Regions from separate parts of the Homo sapiens genome. Here region 2 is linked to region 1. A link is a contact called in ENCODE Hi-C or POLR2A ChIA-PET data. All regions are on one chromosome and are shown on one strand. Each heading gives the region's core, a stretch centred on a gene start or an enhancer-like site at or near the end of the contact. The rest is flanking DNA. Distances are from core to core; before and after follow the strand shown. Region 1 overlaps THSD4 (thrombospondin type 1 domain containing 4). Region 2 overlaps THSD4 (thrombospondin type 1 domain containing 4).

The links. Hi-C counts contacts between places; a loop is a spot of excess contacts on that map. ChIA-PET counts read pairs that join two places held with the same protein, here RNA polymerase II (POLR2A).
Region 2: a loop to region 1 is called in a map of PC-3, with 2.3 times the contacts of the local background. The contact joins two enhancer-like sites. A Hi-C loop is called at or near these places in 7 of 168 maps with a recorded cell type or tissue (PC-3, heart left ventricle, heart right ventricle and 1 more) and 2 of 37 single-sample maps with no recorded cell type. POLR2A ChIA-PET finds 5 or more read pairs at or near these places in 1 of 52 experiments (IMR-90).

Annotation. Positions count from the first base shown.
Region 1 is chr15:71,571,577-71,574,276 of GRCh38, forward strand. The region is part of intron 7 of THSD4 (thrombospondin type 1 domain containing 4); the gene reads left to right. Among named protein-coding and RNA genes, the nearest start is that of THSD4-AS2, 120 kb to the right of the region's middle. RefSeq lists an enhancer at 1,134-1,428. Within about 2 kb of position 1,300, at least 3 of the 41 ENCODE cell types and tissues checked have a DNase peak (open chromatin) inside an H3K27ac peak, as active enhancers do.
Region 2 is chr15:71,714,785-71,717,505 of GRCh38, forward strand. The region is part of intron 8 of THSD4 (thrombospondin type 1 domain containing 4); the gene reads left to right. Among named protein-coding and RNA genes, the nearest start is that of THSD4-AS2, 25 kb to the left of the region's middle. Within about 2 kb of position 1,372, at least 3 of the 41 ENCODE cell types and tissues checked have a DNase peak (open chromatin) inside an H3K27ac peak, as active enhancers do.

The sequences.
Region 1 (2,700 bases), core at 50-2,549:
TCGAAAAATGCCTGTATTTAGCCCCTAGAACACATTTTGAGTACCTATTGTGGACAGGATTCTCCTCTGAGCCCTGCAGGAGATAGAGCAGCCAAATGAGATGGAAACCCTTCCTTCAAATTTAGTTGTAATGGTTGCATTAGAATCTATAGGAAGTCTCACCTTTACCTACAGACAAGCTTTATTCCCCCACGCTGATCTTTTAAACTGTACAATATTGCATCTCTGTGTGGCCATCTGTCCTCCTTCATGACAATGGGAGATTCAGCTGCTGGGGTTGGCCACAAACAGCTTATCTTATTAGCTAACCTACCATGTATGAGCTGCCTTGGCAATATCCCTATTAATTATATTTTCTTTCTTCAGCATCTTAGAAGAGTGGGGTTTTTCATTTGCTTCATGTCTCTGCCAATCCTAACCTCTCTCTCCTAAAATGTTTATTTATCTTTTGTTATAAAAGTAGTTGATGTTTATTGTTGACAGAAAGAGAGAGAGAAACAGGGATGGATATTGCAGAGAAAAAATTTTAAAAAGCTATTTATAATAAAATAAAATCCTACCACAACAAGCTTATTGTTGTTTATATTTTGGATTTACAAAATCTTTAGCTATTTATCCTCAACCCTTGCCAATTATGTGAATTTCCAGTTGGGTGAGAGTAGCTATATTAAATAGTGAGCAGTTTTCCTGTATCATTAAATAGTCTTCAAAACCTTGATTGTTCATAGCTGAATAACATTTAATACTATGGGTGAAGCAATTATTTTAATTGTTTCCTTTGTGCTGGGATTGTAGATTGTTTCTATCTTTTTACTTCAAACTCACCTGTAGTAGTGGCTGTTGCAAGGTAGCCACTTACACAGTATACCACTTTCTTCCCTGCATGCTGGGAACTGCACTGCATGCTGGAAAGCACAGCCTGGCACTGGGCTGGCTCTAGGGTAAAGAAAGAAGAGACACTGGCTTGCCCTCAGGGAGAGGGGTGGGGAGCTCTGGCGCTGGGCATGTATCATGTCTACTAATGTGATACTTAATATTAGGAGCCACCCCCTTGAAGACAGCGGAGTCCAAAAGGGCTTGCTGAGTCATCAAATACTAAGTTGGTTCAGCATAATCTTAGGATTCTGTGTGTTTTATTTTCCAAGTCGGAAAGTAGGGTTAGGGGTGGGGAGAACACTCTCCAAGAGAAGCTGACTCAAGCTACTTCTCAAAGAACAAAGTGACACACAGGAAGGAGGTTGGTTGGGAGGGGAAAGGAGAGGTCATTCCAGGAAAGGCAAACAATGTCAAGAAAGGGAGCCTGGCAGGGTTAGGTATGTGCCAGGTCTTTGTTCTGGCCTGAGTTTAAGATACCTGGGAAGGCATGCCAGGAGCTGTTCCTGGAGAAGTCTGTAGAGGGCATACCCTGAGAGGCCTTTGATGCCCCACCAAGGAGGACGACTTCATCCCAAAGACTTCGTGAGGCTGCTAGGGGTTACACATAGAGGCCTGAGCTTGGCAGACATGCACTTTGGGAAATACACTGTGGCATCTGCAGGAGGGACAACAGACTTAGGGTTTCTGGGGAGAGTTGGTGGGTGAGGAATCCGAGCCTCCTAGGTACAGGAATCATGACTTGTTTACTGCTCACCCAGGGCCTTGCACAGTGCCTGACATGCAGTAGGTGCCCAGTATTTATTAAATCTGGGAAAAGTTGTTAAACGAATCCAGGCAGGGAATGCCAAGGGTGGTGGCAGTGAGAATAGAAGATAGGGATCCTCTTAGAAAGACATTTAGGAGGGACGTGGGTGAAAATTTTTAATCTGAAATCCAAGGACCGAAGAAACTTCATTTTTTAGTGAAGCGCAAAAACTAGAAGGTAGCTTTGAAAAGGCGTTTGACTTCAGGAACCAATTGGCCAAAGGAATGTTTCTAGACCTTTCAAAACTTTAATCTGTGCTTTGTGAATTACACAGTTTGGTTCTATTCAATAGTTCCCTTTTTCCCTCAAATGCCACCTGTGAAATAAGTTAAACACCATACTGTTTTAATGTAAAAATATTTCCTCAAATCCACTGTATAAATTAATTACTCTTTGGGGAATAGGATAATCTAATTTCCCTTCTACAATGTGCTCCATTCATATGCTCTCCATTGCTGTAGAGGTAGGTTATGAATCAACTGTTTCTGAAGGATTATGAGCTATAATAAATGTCAATATGAGCTCTGATTGATTTCCTGCAGCCTCACTAGTTGTGACTTCATTTAGTAACTTAATACTAATTGTGTCGCTTTGATTACTTTGATTTTAGCTGTTTCCCCAGCACCTACTGGAGTGTCTAGGACAAGCAAGGATTCTAATGAATGTCTGTTGAATGAAGGGCTTTTAATCTTTTTAAAATGTTCCATAGAGGATTTTAGAGAAGTCGGAGTGAATGCCTGCAGTTCAGATGGGTATTGACTGAAGAGGCGAAACCATAATTTCAATTCTTGAGAAAGTAGCGCAGAACTTCTCTAGCTCACTACTGTATCGCAGTACCTCAGTGCACAGTAGACAGTCAGTGAATATTTGCTGACTGACCCTGTATTGTAGTGTCTGATGGTGAGCCACAGCCCTTAGTTCAAGTATATGCCTTAGAGAGTAATGCATCCCTTCATGTATGCATTCAACATTTATTAAGCCCCTATTGTGTGTCAATGCAATGGCAAACATTTATGATA
Region 2 (2,721 bases), core at 122-2,621, 140 kb after region 1:
AGATCATGCCATTGCACTCCAGCCTGGGCAACAAAACCGCTGCAACACACAATTTACCCACATAACAATCCTGCACGTGTACCCCCAATCCTAAAATAAATAGATGAAAACTAAATAAATACAAATAAAAATAATGTCTTAAATTGTTACTGTGACAGAAATGTCTCCTACCTGTTCAACTAGTGAGTGGGTGGACAAGCTGCCATCATTAGATACATAACCCTTATAACTCCAGAGACATAAGTGGGTCAGTCTTGCAGGAGTATGGCATGCGAGAATCACAACTCGACACTCAAAATAATTAAACAGGAATTTGTTTATGTACATCTGTTCCCAAAGGACATTAAAATTGATATTCAGTTATCGCTTGGAGTTCTAATACTCAAAAACACCAAAGTTTGGGTTCATTTGTGTCTCTACAAAACCCTTGTATTAAATTAGCATCTATGTACATCCTGTGTTTTTTAGGTTAACTACTTCTGCCATTAGCAGTCCGTTTGGTAGTCAGGAATGAATTCCTGCCATCATCTTGGAACCCATGGCGACAGTGCCTTGTTGGTTACAACTCTGAATGGATCATTTGAAATTCCCCTCACAATCCTGCATCTTTTCATTGGATTCAAGCTTATACTTCAAATTTCCTATGTTTAGTCCTAACTTTTGGAATTTTTGTTTAATTACCCGAATTCCCAGCATTGAATGGGCTTTGGATTCTACAGTGCTTAGAACAGAAATGGAATTTAGTTGTGTGTTTATATTTTTTTTAATGAGACCAGGTAATTAGAACAGAATGTGGAAGCCACTGTGTGTGTATGTGTTTGTGTGTGTGTTGTAAAATCAAAGAAAGAACTATCCTATGTTGGTTCATAGTATAGTAAAATTTAAAACATCAGCTGTCCATGACATTGAGAACAACCCTTCCACTTATTCCCCGACGTCATCGCAATTTAGTCGCAGATTTGGGGCTCAAAATTTGGAATTAGGCTCTGGGTTTTTTTTTTTTTTCCTCTATTTAGGATAGGTCTATTTAACACTGGCTTCAAATATTGGTGTTTTAGTCTTTTGCAAGCCAACCAAAACACCCACCACTCCACAACCACCAAACATGCCAACCCTGAAGCAAGCACACACATGAATTAGATAATAGGGATGTGTATTAGTTACCTGTGGCTGCCATAACAAGATACCACAAACTGGGTGGATTAAAACAACAGAAATTCATTCTCTCACAGTTCTGGAGACCAGAATTCTGAAATCAAGGTGTCAGCAGGATTGGTTCCTTCCTGAGGGCTTAGAGCAAGAATCTGTTCCGTGACCCTCTATCAGCTTCCAGTGCTTGCTGGCAATCCTTGGCCTTCCTTGGCTTGTGGCTTCCTAACTCCAGTTCCAGCCTTTGTTTTCACATGGCATTCTCACTGTGTGTCTGTGTCTGCCTGTCCAAATTGCCTTCTTTTCTAAGGACACCAGTCATACTGGATTTAGGGCCCACCCTAATGCAGCATGAGCTCATCTAAATAACATCTTCAAAGATCCTATTTCTAAATAAGGTAACATTTACAGGTTCCAGGTGGATATGAATTTTGGGAGGACACTATTCAACCCAGTATAGGATATGTTTGGCCATGCAATTACCACATAAATGAAAGAAGTAAATCCACACTACAGTGCAATCGTGCTGTAGGATTGCACTGTAGTACTACGCTAGAATCGCACTGGAGTATTGATTTAATTCTTTTTGTTCATAGAGCACTTTCCTGTTTGTTTTATAGAGTGTGGGGTGTGTGTGTGTGTGTGTGTTGGTTTTTGTTTTTTTTTTTGTAGTCTAATGACCAGTGCTTTAGATCATAGCTGACTGTACTTGTGGGGTGATGCCAGGCCAGCGAGTGGGCTGTTATCCTGCCCAGCCACGGTGCACACCTGACCGCACACTATCATCCTCCTACCCGACTTCCAGGGCCTTTTTCCCTCAAACCAAGCAGGTCTCACTTCTTGGGGCATCCCCCCTTGCAGTATATACAGGATGCTTCTTTCCTCATGTGTTCTGGTCACTCACATAGAATCCTGGACTTTCCTCATGTAGAATCCTAATATTTAACTCCATGAGGTCACCAAAGATGTTTCTCCATGGGAACTTCTGGGTCAGACCTGACCAGATGACCAAGAGCCATAAAAGCTGAATTCTGACCCCACCTCGGATATCTTATTTTTTAGACAACTCCAGTTTTCCCTCTCTGTGCCAGGAGGAAGATGCATTCTGGGGCACATGTTGCTGCCTTTTGCATACATATGTGAGCCCTGATAAGATACTTTTCCTCTTCCTAGTGATGGGTTTCTGTTTTTGAAAATGGGCCTTCTTGGCTTCTGGTGTTTTGTAACAAATACCTAATGAGTCATCACTAAACACTAGCTCTTTACTGACACTGTGGACTATAACAAAGAAATTTAAAACCAGGCTCCAGAGGCCTAGGGGATTGGCTAAGTAAACTGAGGTAGGTGAATGCCATGGAATTCTATATGGCAGTTAGAAAGCAGTTATCTAGATGGACATTTCAGCAACAAAGACAGTGTAAAAAGCAAAGGGAAAACCCAGTAACATTTATGTAAATTACATGTCTGTATCACATTAGTGTAGGTGCTTGTTGGGATAGCCAGGGACTGATGGTGGTGGAATCTGGCATAAAGGGAAAAATAAGACAAGACAGGTGGACCTTATACAACAAA